Linked DNA regions of Homo sapiens: region 2 is linked to region 1. A link is an interaction called in ENCODE POLR2A ChIA-PET data of the cell type or tissue named here. Cell type or tissue: MCF 10A. All regions are shown on one strand.

Region 1 (8,000 bases):
CACTGTCTGAATTTTAATTCACAGTATCGTGTCCCTGCTGAGTCTTGAAGAAAGAGAGAAAGAAAAAGTTTTAAATGAAATTCTAAGAATCAGTAACAAGGCAATTGAAATCAATTTTTCCAAACACATAAAAGGGAAGCCATCAATGTAGTTTGCAACTCTTTCAGACTCCAGACTAATATTGATTTCTTTATTGATTTTCTTAATATTTTCTGGGGAGTATTATTGTAAGGTTATATGTGCATACTAAGGTACTGGCATTTTAATACCTTTCTTTAGGGAAAGAAATGCATGGAAGTTTTTGTTAAAAAGAAATGCTAAAAAATTGCATATCATCGTCAATATAAACAGATAACTCAAAAGTTTGCTGCTTTTGTTTATTACATCTGACTTGTCTCTCAAGGGATAGTAATTTCCCAATGTCACTTTTTAAAATGCAAGAATCTCTAAATTACTTATCTCTTTACAAGACTTGACAATGAGATCTTCCAGGCACATTCTCCTTCTATTGAAACTTAATCACAATGTACTAAAATTGTCAACAAACTCATTTCATCATGTAGCACCATGCATTTTTACAACAATTTTTCGTAGGGCTACTAGCAAAATGTTTAACAGGCCCATATCAGGATTGTTTTGAAGTGTGTTAGTTAGACTAAGAACAGAAAAATAGCAAGGAATCCTTTTCTCCAGCCGTCTATTCTGTGTTGTCTTCTTGAGCCTGAAGAAAATTAATAAAGGCAAATAGAAAGTCAAGAAATAGGCTGTCATCTTCTGTTTTTAAAGAAATCTCCTTGGCACTAACATTTTTTCTAGCTCTTTTCTTTTAAAAAAAATTCCCCATGCCATACAAAGTCCTTTTCAAAGACCTGCACATTGAATGTGATTAATTTATTATGTGATGATTTTTAATAAAAAAATTATTGAAGTTGGCATTTTAGTGAGCAAACACATAATGTTTAGGTAAAAGTGACTTTTCCTCAAATATAAGAAAGTTACTTTGAAAGAATGTCATTTTGATAGGAGTCAACCTATAGATGCTTATGTAAAAACAAAATACCTTAATTAAACTAGAAAAATTATCAGTCCATTAACTATTGAGCTAAAATGAACACTTGACCATCTTTAAATCATAACTTTCATGGAAATAGTATAAAAATACATAATTAATAAATGCTAAGAAAATCCTTATTTATGGATTCTTTTTAAATTTCAAATGAGATAATACTTGTAGGTGATACAGTCAGGTATATCAAAAAGCAGTTTTGTTAGTAATTTTAAAAATCATGAATACATTGTTTTCCAAGTAGCTAGAAATGCATAATTGTCATTTATTCTTTAAAATAGAAGGCTGTCCTATGACTCAAGACAAGACAGAAAGTGCTAAGACGATAACCACTCAGGTTTCAGAGGTATCCTTCCTCATCAAGTGTGAAGGTGAACATGACAACTTCATAATAGAAAAGAATAAAAGTCATCTCAAAAACAAAACCAAAGAATATAACAACAAACTTCAGTTAGGGTCTTTTCTACAAACCACCATTTAGAAAACAGACCTTATTTTTATCTATTTTCATTAAAGAACATACTAAAATAATAATAACATTTTGTTTGACCAAGAGATCATAATTTCTATTATACATTCTTAGTTTTTGAAAATAAATTATGAATACATGTAATTCATATTGCTGGGTGTTTTTCTCTTTTATTCCTAATGTAGTCACAGAGAGAAAATACATTGTGCATATCACATTTTTTAAATGGTGGTGAGAAATAGAAGTTTAGAAATAGCAGAGCTTTTGCATGTCTCAAATATAGTGCCTATATATCTCATTACTGCAATTCCTAGAACAGTATGCAAAGATTCTGTAAAGTGTTCATTTCTAACTTTTGGTCAATATACATATGTATTTACCTATTTATATATTTAAATATTAATAATATTCATTCAGTTCAGATTGAATATTCAGAAGATTGCTATATAATGATATGGTCTATGTTTAAGTACTAAATTAAAAGACTACCTACAGTATATAATAAATGAGAACCCATTAAACGTTATATTCCTCCCATGGAGAAAATAAATGGTAGAATAGTACTGAACTTGCTCCAAACTTATACAAATTATAATGATATGTTCTTTCATTTTTAATATTTAAAATCAGCTAGTTACCAAAGCTGAACATATAATTAGAATTACAGAGCAAAATGTAAATATGAAAACTTCAACAAATAAAAGTAAAGAGCTCACTGGAAAAGCTTGGGACCTTGCGCAGTGGCTCATGCCTGTAATCCCAGCACTTTGGAAGGCTGAGGCAGGCAGATTGCTTGAGTCCAGGAGTTCGAAATCAGCCTGGGCAACATAATGACAAAAAATAAACAAAAATAGCCCAGTGTGGTGGCATGCGCCTTAGTCACAGCTACTCAGGAGCCTGAGGTGGGAGGATCGCTTGAGCCCAGGAGGTCAAGGCTTCAGTGAGCCATGATTGTGCCACTGCACTCCAGCCTGGGCAACAGAGCGAGATCCAGTCTCAAGATCCTGTCTCAAAATAAAACAGAACAAAACAAAATACTTGAAATTTCGAAGAAAGCATAAATAATAAGAAGAAATGAAAAAGGAATAATATCTTCATCTTCAGTGAAGTAGAGATCCACACTAAAATTGACCAATCATGACAGAGATGCATAAACAAGCGTATTTAGTGATATTGAGGTGATTAACTGAAGGCCTGAAACAAAAGTAGGTAAAAGAAGCTGCCTCTGGTGATGTGAATGAGTGTTTAAAGACAATAGGTTTTTAATTTTAAGCTGTCAGGTATTATTTTAACCATATGAAGGAGCTGATTTAATTAAATCATAAGCTATATGATGAGGTTTATCTGTGTCCAGAAGAGTTCTTGGCACAAGCAGGTCCTCAATTCATATATATTGAGCAAAATAATTCAGTAAAGTGATTATTACTCAATATTAGCAGTAGATTCTCATCCTGCCACAGTCACTCACTACTTGTGAGGTCTTGGACACGTTGCTGAAGTTCACGTTTAGGTATTGTCTATGAGTGATTTTGTGCAACAGCAGAGTTGGATAATTGTGACGGGGATTGGCTTACAAAATGTAAATTATTTACTACGTACAGGACCAGAAAAAGTTTTCTATTAAAAAAACTAGATATTGTTCGTATGTTAAAAAGTTTTCTGACCACTTCCCTAGAGGAGGGTAGAAATGCAACAAAGGAGAGTTCATATCTCTCCAGTCATGTGGGAGCGGGTCAGCTGTGGACCTGGCAGAGCTGTTCTAATTGAGAGATGTTCATCTGTCACAGATCTGGTTCAGACCTCAGGGTGAACTACAGAATCCCTGGCTATATGACATCCAAATTAGCACACTCTGATCTCCCTGCAGTTGGAGCAATTGTTAGATAATATAAAAATGTGGTTGCGTAGAACCGGAGGAGTGGGGAGAACCCCACCTAACCAACCTGCAACTTCCAAGTGCCTCAGAGGTAAAGGTGCATTGTGAAGAATTTGATGGGTCTCTCCTGGTTCTGCGAGTTGGGGGTTTTAACCATTATCTGAGCTTAGAACCTGAAATGCTTGGAACAGTAACTTGGAAGATGAGGTGTTCATTAATAAGGACTTGGGAGTGGGTAGTGTTCGGAAACAACCTTCTGATTTTGAAGAAGTTACATAGAAGCAATGAAAATAATGAGTAAATAGAAAATTACTGTCAAGTGAGTAAATGGTAAACTAATCCAAATATTGGAATAAAAACTAAGGCAGCCCTCCTTATTGGGAGAAACATACAGCATTTGTAAATTTTGGTGTGGTATAAAATAAATGTAAATGTGATCTTGCAGATTATCTGCAGCTGGCAGGAAGTAGCTATAGTGACCACAACAAAGTTCTAGCCCTGTGAGAAGTTAGATATGGAGATCTATATTTAATGAGCCTGGCAAAACAATAAAACCTTTATCTCAGTTGGACTAATTGGAAAGTAATAGTCATACCAATTGTGCAATTGTGCTCACAGTATAAAGCAAGGAATTCCAAATTTTGAGGACATTAAATAGTAAAGATGTCTTCCAACAAACTAGCTTGTTGATTCTTGGCAGATGCATTACATAAAACATATTACATAGTCTCCTAAGTGCATTGTGATCATTGGGGAACTCAGAAGAGAATGATTTTTCAAATATATTTACATTCTGAACATCAGCATAAAAAATTTATTAAAAGAATAAAGTGTTTTATAAAGTGATCCAAGCCCCAACTAACTTGTCCAGTCTCATTATTCTCACTTATTTCTTTCTTTCCTCATTTTCTCCATCCAAATCAATTATGTTTTAGTTGCATCCTATTCCATTCTGTGCATCCTACCATGGCACACAGTAAGTACACTGAAAACTGGCATGGTTAACTTACTTATTTCTGAGACCTTCTGCCTTCTCTGGGTCCAGTATTATTGTAGGGATGACACAGTAGGTGCTCAATAGTTATTGGTTAAATATATAGATCAGTTAATTAACCTACAAAAACAACAACAACAAAATTTAACCCCAAATCATCCCTTCATATATTCATTCATTGTATACTCTAAAATTTTACTGTGCTTTCTTGGGTTTTGAAACTAAAGGAGGAAGGAAGCCAACTGAAATGATACCTCTGTTTTATATGGAATTAAGTTCCAAATTGCTTAAACACAGATATTGTACTTGATCCTCACACCGGCCACAGAGGGGATTATCATCTTCTGTTTTAAAGATGTGGAAACTGTAAACCAGTGAGACCAAATGACTTGCCCAAGGTCACAGAACTGGAAAGTGCTAGCACTGGGACTTTTGCCAAGCTCTTTTGATTTTCTTCCAACATTCTTTCTATTATGTGTGGAAATGTGCCAACCTGAACTGAATACTGTGAGAGAGAATGCTTGTAGCTGGATAATTTGTATTTGTAATTTGAGATTTGCTTGTAGTTTAATAACATTGCATGATTGCTGGAGAGAAAGAACATGGTGAAGTAGGGAGTTCCTACAGGAGAAGGGCAGACTTAATAACTGTGATTCCAGGGGGCACAATGCTTATGCTGAAACTCTCATTTCCCTGGATGATGACATTAGAAGTGTATTCAGCTGAGAAAGTGATGGCCTTGGGAAACTTCTCTAAAGGGATACTTTGGGTTTTATTCACTTCGTCACATAATTAATACTTCATTCTGAAATCAAGTAGGAAGTTTTTGAAATCAAGTCTGAAGTTGCTGAAACTTTGCAAAGCGGTCGGATTAGTGTTAATTCTGTTTCTGTTTGGTACATTTTCTATTTATTTTCCCATTTTTACAGTTCCCAGAAGGACAATTTTCTCTGTGAACAGAAGATGTTTACAGAAAATCTTATTTTTAAAAAGTCACAGATGTAGTTATGTGCAAGTGAAAAATGTATCACACTATCATCTTTTGTCAACATGAAGACATAGGTCATTGTAAAAAAAAAATAGGCAGGAGAATAAGGAACAGGCAAACAGGACCTGGAAGTGATCATCATAAAACTGTGTGAACATTTTGAACAGATTTTAAAACAGTGATAAAACAATGTGACATACAGGAACTCAGCAAGGCTGAGACTAAGGATATCCATACTGTGTTTCCAAAACTGTCATTTTACTCTCTTCATGACTCAAAGTACTTTGTCTTCATAATCTGTATTATGGCATTGATCAGCAAATGGGAAGCCAACTGGGTGTGTGTACAAAATTGAGGCTAAGCTAATGTTGGAATAAGCTGAATTGGAAAATTTGTGTGTGACATGATTCTGTTGCTCTGGAATTACATAATGAAGACATCTGTTGCAAGACATGATCAATGCTTGGAACTCATCTACTTTGCTTTTCAGACTCCTGGAGTCACTCCGCTTCTAATTGCATCTAACAATGTGAAGTTGACAAGCTATGAGTTGTCATCCATGGAGAGAGGCCAGTGATCCTCCATAAAAAGGCAGGATATAATTGGAAAAGCCCAAGATCTGGGGACAGATAAACTGAGATTTAATTTCAGCTTGTTTCACTTATTGGTCCTTTCACCTCTGCTTAGTGACTAATTTTCTTGGAGACTTGGATTCCCCATCTGTAATAACAATAATATTAACAATGATCTTAATAATGGTGACAATGTTAATACTTAACATAATGTGAACACCTACTATGTGCTAGACATCGTTCTAATTTCTTGACATGTTTTCCAATTTAATTATACCATAACTCTTTGAGGCAAATACTATTGTTATCACATGGTACAGTTGAGGAAATGGATGCAGGTAGCTTAAATAGATCATCTGAGTCACATCAGTAGAAAGTGGTGGAGATAGGCTTCATACCCAAGTAATCACCCTCAAGTGTCTATGTGCTTAATTGGTACTCTATGGTGCCTTTTGTTAATACCTGTTTCTTTAACTGATAAATGAGTATAATAAAAACCCTGCCTCTTTTCTAAATATCAAATGACTCAATAACTGTAAAGTATTTAAAACAAGTCCTAGTGCATAGTAAGCTCTTATAAATGCTTTTAAATAAAATAAACAAAATAAATTTTTCCAATTACAGAGCTAGTAGTTGATGAAACACAATTTCTCACCCACTTAGTGTAAATCCAGAAACCTCACTCTCTACAACTACAACAATCTTTCTCCTGATGGTGCTTCTAATTAAAGCTGCCTTGCACAGATAAGTAAGATTATAATTCAATCTGCACTTGTTACATGAATAAACTTATCATATTGAATATCTGCTAGGGATAATGATTAGTCCTAAATTTTACCTCACTAAGATATCTGTGTAAAGCCTTGGAATCCACACTTCTTTCAGATCAGTGGTTCAGCAATCCTTCTTTAAGAATGCATGTTTTATTTTAACTTGTCTCTCCAGAAGCATGGGAAATTAAGTCTGCAGGCTAATAATCTACACTCCAGTGTGATCTGATAATGCATCACTGAGCTCTCACTGACTCTATCATCAGCAACACAAGAGCGAATTAACTTTTGAAATAACTACATCTCATTGTTGACACTCATTGAGCTAATTGTTAACTAATGCTTGTTATCAAGATTCAACCAAAGAAGCAGAACCAGTAGGAGATATATAGTATGATAATTGCAAGGAATTAGCTTACTTGATTATAGGAGCTGGCTAGGCAATTTCTAAATCCATAGGGTAAGTCTTCAAGAAGGGCAGATCTTCAAGAAGGGTAGTCTAGAACTGCCAGGTACTGGCTAAAGCTGTGGACCACATGTGGAATTTATTTTTCTCTCATGAAAAATAAATCAGCTTTCACCTGATTGAATCAGGCCCACAAAAATTATTTAGGATAATCTCCCTTACTTAAATTTAACTGATTATAAACTTAATTACATGATACGGTTAGGTTCTGTGTCCCCACCCAAATCTCATTTTGAATTGTAATCCTCATAATCCTCACGTGTTGAGAGCAGGAGCTGGTGGGAGGTGATTGGATCATGGGGATGGTTTCCTCCATGCTCTTCTTGTGATAGTGAGTGAGTTCCCACAAGATCTGATGGTTTACAAAGTCTTTGACAGTTCCTTCTACACACTCATTCTCTCTTATCTGTTACCATGTAAGACATGCCTCTTACCCTTTCACCATGATTGTAAGATTCCTGAGGCCTTTCCAGCCAGGCAGAACTGTGAGTCCATTATTGCTTTGTGAATTACCCAGTTTCAGTATTTCCTTATAGCACTGTGAGGACAGACTAATACATCACTTGTACAAAATACCTTCCAAGCAACATATGGATTAGTGTTTAACTAAATAATTGAGGACTATACCCCAGCCACACTGACACACCTCAAAGACCATCAAATCATGTCATTAATTTTTAACAAGAAATGCTAATAACTTTTTTTCCATCTTGGACTTGTTTTATGAGCTCTTTAAATCAATCAAGAACTATTTTGTAGAGTCTTACATAGAGGCAGATCCAAGTTTCTCATAAGCTTA
Region 2 (8,000 bases), 370 kb after region 1:
ACTATTCTTCAGCTGGTTCAATCCTTAATAATGGAGAGTGAATATAAAAATTCCCTGACATTTAGCCTGAAGTTAAGCAAGTCTATTTCTATTATCTACTATATTCTGGGTAAGCAATATTTAGGTACCCTTCAGGCATTTTCAAGGCTCACTTTGTAAACTTATGAAAACACCAGTGTGTAAAGAAATCTAAATCTGAAGCTTCAGTTAACATGTTATTGAAAAATAAATTCACCTATCTACCTATAACTTGTTAGCATGATTAAACAAATAAGACTAGTCAAAGAAATATTCAGAAAAGAACTAACGTTGAAGCTTGCTTTGGGCTGAATAGTCATTTCCAAAACCAACTTCTGTCTAAAGACATCTCCACAATTTAAATTAGAGAAACTGCCACACAAGAACTTAAGCCTTGACACTTTTGCAGCTGTGTTTTTGTGAAGAAAGTTCCATAGTTCACAATAGTTTTCATCAGCTATAAAGGGACAGTTTTTAAGAATTTTTGAGTAAATCAAATTGAATATATGCAAGGGATGTATTTACAGACATTTCCCTCACTTAGGAAATGAAGCAAGTATTACATTTGAGACTTGTAATTGCGCCCTGTTGTTTTTGTTTTAATAACAAATCCTCTAATATTTTGATGGCATCTAATCATTGCAGCTGCCCTAAGATGAGGCTGCCCTAGAAACACTTTGTGTCTAGTAGCCATTCATCCTCTCGGCTGGAATTGAGATGGTAGAGGAGTGAAACATGTTTTGAGATGGTAGAAAGGTTGCACTTAGTGACCAGGGCCTCTTTAGAGAAAGGGAACTCAAATGTTAGTCTTGTTACTTAGTCCTTAGGAGATGTGTGGTATAAGGTGCCTACCATTCTGTTGGCAGAGTGATTAGATATTTTTCTCTGGTGACTTTCCTAATAATTGTTCTTTGCTTCCTCTCTCAAGCTAATACTGTGTCTTGTGACATTCAGGCATCACTTGTCTTCCTACCATCTCTGCTATCTTCTGGAATTCCATCCCTAAAAGCTCAAGGAAACTAACCTATCATGTATTACATCTTTTCAGAGCTATTACTAATAATTGAAGGACCTGTGCTCTTGAACATCTAAACAACAGAAAAATTTCTAAACCGCATGTTACCTAGTGCTGAATGCATTTTCATATTCAAGGTATATAAATGTTCTATAATTTTCTGTAGCTCCATCAGATACTTATCAGTAGAATCATGAACTGCCAAAGACATGACTTTCTATTTCCTACACATGTCAAGTACAGAGTCTCTTCCAGAGAATCACAGTTCAAATTAATTAGGGAATTTAATATTGGCTGTGGTATGCTTCCCTATCTATGTTGTGTAACCCAAATAAATGACTCTAAGAAGAAAACTTCAGGCAATGATAAAAAGAAATCCCAAGTAAAGGCTATTTGAAATTATATTAAATGAGGTGAATGAATAGATGTAATATAAAAACAGGCTTCACGCAGTGCCTTAAACATAAAATATGCTCTGTGAAATTTTTATTATTATTGCTTATACTTATTATTTAATTGTCATACTCCTGCAATAGCCCCAAGCAATGGTTGGACCCATATCTTACTATGTTTTATGTGCATATTAAGTTATCAAATACAAATTAGCCTCCATGAGATTATCCACTTAAATTCCAGTTGCCTTGAAAATTTTAGTCCAATCACAACACAGCTAAGATAAAAATTTTCTTTTCAGAATCAATCAATTGACACTGATTGGAATGAGTTTTAAACACCTGAAAAACACTGACTGATTCTCAAAGTAAATTATCTGATGTAATTATCTAAGTAAGCAGACACTTTAGGTTCCTAAACCTTCATTATATTATTAAATGTCCACAGTTCTATATAACCTTGTTTCATTATTTAATTCCTCTTTGAATTGAAGTTCTTAATTATATCAAACAAAAATACTCTGGCAATTTTAGTACCATTTTCTTGATAAGCTCTCTGTAATGAGAAAAGAAACTTCAGCAGCATAATAAAAATGACCTAGATTGAAGAAAATCACTGTCATCTATTTCAGCTGATAACCTTACCTCTGACTTAGGAGTCATTTTTCCTCACCTTGGTGGTGAGTGACTTTAAAAGGGTCTCTAATCCTGTTCTTTCTTCTCTCCCCATCCTCCCTGCAAAAGCCCTTTTGTAGGGGAGGAATCAGTATAAAAAGAGTTCTGGAGAATGCTAAGGATTTTCAGACACTGACTGCCTGACTTGAGTTCTAACAATCAAACTTGAATCTACAAAGAACAATGTGGTGGCCAGAAGGGAGGTACAGCAGCAGTGAGGTGAACATACCCCAGGGCAATATTGGAATTCTCTGAATGAATTTCATATTATATGAATGTCTTATTCACTTTGTACAAGATGTTTTATACAATTATAACAAGAAAATAGACATAGGGGAGAAAAACAGTTACAATTTCCTATGCTTGATCACAAAATCAGGTGAAAACACTCCTGGAAAACTAGGGGAGCCTGGTGCAGTGGCTCACACCTGTAATCCCAGCACTGAGTGATTACTTGAGGCCAGGAGCACGAGACCAGCCTGGCCAACATGGTGAAACCTCATCTCTACTAAAAATACAGAAATTAGCAAGGTGTGGTAGCAGATGCCCGTAATCCCATCTACTAGGGAGGCAGAGGTTGCAATGAGCCGAGATTGTGCCACTGCACTCCAGCCTGGGTGACAGAGCGAAACTCTGTGTCCCCCCCCACACCCCCTCCCCAACCCACACAAAGACAACCAAGGAAAAGAGCAACAGAGCACATGAGTGTTCAGTATTAAATGCCTACATATGTCAGGCAAGGAGAAACAACACTGACTGCTATTTGATAATGTTTATACAAGTCAATGTCTTGTGAAACAAAGAATTGTGTTCTTTTTAAACTTTTTGAATAAGTGTTTGCTTATTTTTTTTTAAATAAGGGGTTTTGTCAGGACTCAAACTTTTTATAATCATGCAAAGCAGAATTTCTGGAAAATAGGAGACTTGGGATTACATTTAGAGTAACTAAGTAGGTGGAAATTTAAACTCTTGTAATCTGAGTTGTGCATCTTAATTTTGAAGAAATTATAAATAAATAGAAATACCTGTTGTATATGAGAGCAACGATGAGACTGAAAGAAATATGTTTCTAGGGTTTTTATTTGGCTATTAATAAAGACCTATTTATGCTGATTCATTGAAAGATGTCGGATTTTATTATATCAATGGCAACTTCAAACTGCTTCTAGTGAGAAAGAACAATATTGAAATAGCTCCTGGAGAACAAGGTATGTGGTGAGCACCTAGTGTCTTATTTGAGGTATGGTGAAGAGGAAATTCAATTATAGAAAATTCACTATTTCCATTGGGTGTTTTGTCATTCAACTTGTATCCTGGGGAGATGATTTGGACACAGAGTGCAAGTTGAGTTAAAGTAAAACAATTAACTCTCAGTTATGCCAGAGTCGATCATTCCATTTATGTACCATTATCCAGGCCCTTTCATTAGCCTCCTTCTTCCTCTGGCTTTCTTTCATGTTTGTTTAATTTTTTCATTACTATCGTCACAAGATAGAAATGTGAACTATGTAATGAAAAGAAAAATATATCAGGCAATTTACCTCTTTGATGTCAGATATGGCAAAACAACTCAAAACAGAGGAGTCATCAAAAGACTTATTTATACTTCAGAAAGTATCCACAAGACTTTTTTTCTCTTTTTCCGTAACACATGCACATGCACACACAGACACACACAAACACACACACACAGACACCCACACACGGGGGTGGTGGAAGGCATAGAAAATGGAAAGAAAAAGAAAGAAAGAAATTTCACCCTTTCTATTACTACCTATACAGACTTTCATCTCTAAGATGTGGATTTGTGGCTTCATTCCTTACTATTTCTTACTGAATGTTCTTGCCCTGCTAAGCTTCCTTACAAACTGCATTTTTATTCAAGTCTTAGAGTGACTCACAAACATCTACTCAATAAAATCAGAATCCTTTACATGGATTTTAATGCCTTTCATATTTCATGGGCACCCATCTTCTCCATTCTCATTTGAAATAATTCCCTGAAAATCCCACAGATTATCAGACCAGAGTCACTTTACAATATGATAAACATCCACTTTCTCACCTTTGTTTATGTTGATCCAGGTCATACCAGGTTATGATGCGTTCCCTCCATCTCTTTATTCTTTCAAACTCCGCCTGTTATTTAAATTCAAATCAAAATCTCTTGGGTTTCTAGGAATCAGACTTTGAGATTAAGATGTATAAGGAAGAAGTTTACCGGGGCTTGCTCTCAGAGGCAACCCCATGAGGAAATAAGTGAAGCAGTATTGGACAAATTAAGGAGTTAATAATGATGGCTTCATCTGGTCTCATGAGGAGCATTGAAACCGGGGTGGTCTTTTAGAGATGTCTGGATTAGACGCAAGGGTGTCGATTCCTTACACCCACATTACTCACCAGATGCAGACTGAGTTGAGGGCAAACAAGTTTCTCTTGGAGGCCGCTCCCTTAGGTAAAGGGTAATAACAGGAGATGAACTCAGCTGTGAGCTGTTAGTGGCAAACATTCCTGGCAGCTGGGGAAACGCACGCCCTTGCCCTGAGGGTAGACCCAGGCAGAGTAACACAGCATTCACTGTCATCTGCTTGCATCTCTTTAAAACCTTGAGAGTTCCTAAAAATTCAACGGATGTTTTTGTACTTAATTTATTTCTTGTATGTGTCTCAACCACAGAATCTCAAACTGCTAAAGAAACATTTCCTTAGCATCCAGTAGCCATACTGAATCCGGAAGCGTGCTCTAAATATTAGTATAAACAAATTAGATTTTCCTCTCAAACATGAAGCAGGGGGCCGGGCGCGGTGGTTCACGCCTGTAATCCCAGCACTTTGGAAGGCCGAGAGGGGCGGATCACGAGGTCAAGAGATTGAGACCATCCTGGCTAACACAGTGAAACCCCGTCTCTACTAAAAATACAAAAAATTAGCCGGGCGTGGTGGCAGGTGCCTGTAGTCCCAGCTACTCAGGAGGCTGAGGCAGGAGAATGGCGTGAACCCGGGAGGCGGAGCTTGCAGTGATCCGAGATGGTGCCACTGCATCCCAGCCTGGGAGACAGAGCGAGACTCCGTCTCAAAACAAACAAACAAAGAAACAAACAAACAAACCAAAAAACCCATGAAGCAGGGGTATGTTATTAATTTAAGGGAATATACTTATCAAAAAGGGAATGTATTTATGAAAATATACAATGTATCAGGCATACCCATGCACTGCACTCTGAGCTCTTAAGTATAGGAAATCAGTAGGGCTGAGGTATTTGTAGAAATTGCAGTTTAATACATCAAAATGAAGACATTTGCTCCTGCCATAAACATTTCTCGCATTTTATTTGAAAAGTAAAAAAAAAATACTAACAATTGGGACTAGTGACATTGTTCCTACTGCAATTTCATCTATAAAAAATGACTTTATAGTGATGAATCTGCAAAGAGCACTATTGTTGGATATTATATAGATAATGCTTCTATGTTTAGTGTTGAGATGGCTGGATTTCAAGTGAAAACTATATCAATGTTACATTAAAAATGAAGGTATTAAAGAGGTGTAGTTAGAAAAAGGGCAGACAAATCTTAAAAAGTGGGGTTCTATTTGAAAAATATAGAAAAAACTGCTTTAACTCAATAAAATTGAATATTTAATTATAACTTATTTATACAAAGAGTTCAAAATTGTTGAGCTATATTTGTTCCTATCTTATTTTAACCCAGAATAACTAACAACTAAACTTTACCTTTGCTAGATATCATTTAAAATAAAGAATTTTGTACTTTGTCAAATGAAAAGTTGGGAAAATATTTCACCTGTGCATCAATTTTATGTGAAGTCCAATTTTACATATAAACTCAGAGTTTGAGAGGGGAAAAAATGAAATGCTTTTATTGATTTAAATAATCAATCAAGGATCATTGAAAAAAGTGTGTTTATAATATTTTTTCCTACTCATTAATGCAAGATAAAATACATTTTTGTTTTGCATTTGAAAAGACCATGATTTATCTTAAGGGATTTGTAAAAAAAAATATTTTAACCTTTTGAAAGCTGTTCTTTTTGGAATATTTTACAGCCTTGTTTTTTTTTTTGTGAAAAATTGACTCACTTTCAAATACCCACTAAGATTTGTTAGTCATTAAAAATATTCAGCTATTATATAGTCATTCATGACAATGTCACAAATGTTTGAGTTATTTTCATTGAAGACTCATTATATGTCTTTATTTTTCTTTCTCTTTGACATGAACAACCATCAAAGATGAAAATCATTTCTATGATGGACAAAGACATTTCATATTGACTTTGGGTTTCCCAGAGAATAAAGAGGATAATGAAAAATAAAAAGGAGTGAATAAAGAATGTAATGCTTTGTAATATTGATCTATTTTTAAAGAATCTGTAACTGAAATTCACTTCTGAATGACACCATGCAACATCATATCTAATGCTTCACCAGAAAGACAGTTTTTACTTTCACAAAAGTTTTATCAATTACATGTTTGAAAAATGCCAGGTGGGTGAGAGCTTAGTTGGCCTAAACCATCTTAAATCTTTGCAGGTCTATTAGGTCATTGATTTGGTTCTTTGGACATTTAATGAATATAATATGAATTGTTCGTTTTCTGTCATACGAGGAAAATATTTCAGACAAGATACTTTTATGATAGAGTAGCATATTATTATTATTATTATTTGCAACTCAGAGAGAAGTCTGCTTACTTTAATCCCACTAACTTGATTCAAGTCCTATCATCAGTGTGACCATTTAAATAAACAATAAGCTGAGGTAAAATAAAATAAAACATAACAAAACAAAAAAAGTGATCTCCCAAAGTAGGCCTTCTTCTGCAGGAAGTAAATGACAATTTATGGCATATTTCAATATGTGAAAAAAATGATTTTTTCACAAATTTCATTAGCACACCATTGATTGCTCATTTTTCAGCTCTCAAAATAATTTAACATAGTCTCTTTCATGCAGAGGATAACATATTCATATTATTTGATTTTTGATGAAACCAAATGACCCTTTAAATTTGCAATAGAGTTCTTTAATTTTGTATGAGTTTCTTTACTGCTGTTCATTTAATTTTCTGTTTCCATTAACCATCTGCAAGCATTTGACTCTATGACAATTATTCAGCTGTGGTACATCATGACTGACATATTTTATAAATGAAAAAAGAAAGAAAGAAAAGAAAATGGAGGAGGGTTAGAGATCACAAGAGAAAGGAGGAGAAGGCAATCGAACACAAATGTCATGGTTTGGAATCATGTATTTTCCATTCAGCTGAAACATCTGAGTGGTAATTATTGGTCCAACTGTAAATCTAGCCTAATTGCATTTTGTCTTCATTTCTGACAAGCACTTCACGATGATGATGATTACTCTTGCTAAATGCATTCGTTCCATGAATGTTTTCCCACACTGATGGCCAGGGGGCCTTGTAGATAAAAAGACTGCAGACAAAATAGCTCAATTCTGCTACAACTAAATCAGTATTGATTTCTTTTCCCAACTAAGAGAAGGACCCACTGTATATGCCTTTTGTTTTTCTGCCTACCTACCACATAGGGGGGTTTGGTCAGTAGATATTAGAATGTGCTTTAATTGACTGACATAACTGAGAGGCCAATCCTGGGCAATTAGCACTGATTAACTGTGTCGCTTGTCTGACAAACAGAGCACATTACATCTTGCCCATTTTCTTAAAGGCCTGTATTGAAAAGAATCCCACTGTTTGATTTAATTTTTCTTTGTACCATGGAAACCTTTTGCCATGTTGATTTAAATGTAATTTTTGCCTCTTTATGCTTTTTTCCCTTCTTATTATTGAATACCCAGTGAGCCTTTTCAATGATGGCACGGGGACAGGCTGTTAGCGTCTTTTCATAAATCTCTGTAT

Evidence for each region. ChIA-PET counts read pairs that join two places held together with the same protein. Peaks named below come from ENCODE experiments on the same cell type or tissue, not always from the same donor. Only the 100,000 strongest peaks of a DNase experiment are listed, where the experiment ranks them.
Region 2: POLR2A ChIA-PET joins it to region 1 with 5 read pairs; 1 of 35 experiments calls an interaction of 5 or more read pairs at or near these places.

What each region holds. Positions count from the first base shown.
Region 1 is chr5:104,535,767-104,543,766 of GRCh38, forward strand. No RefSeq gene overlaps it. Among named protein-coding and RNA genes, the nearest start is that of NIHCOLE, 460 kb to the left of the region's middle. In MCF 10A, no CTCF peak of the experiment used is centred here; a DNase peak (open chromatin) is centred at 4,855.
Region 2 is chr5:104,906,497-104,914,496 of GRCh38, forward strand. No RefSeq gene overlaps it. Among named protein-coding and RNA genes, the nearest start is that of NIHCOLE, 830 kb to the left of the region's middle. In MCF 10A, no CTCF peak of the experiment used is centred here; a DNase peak (open chromatin) is centred at 4,605.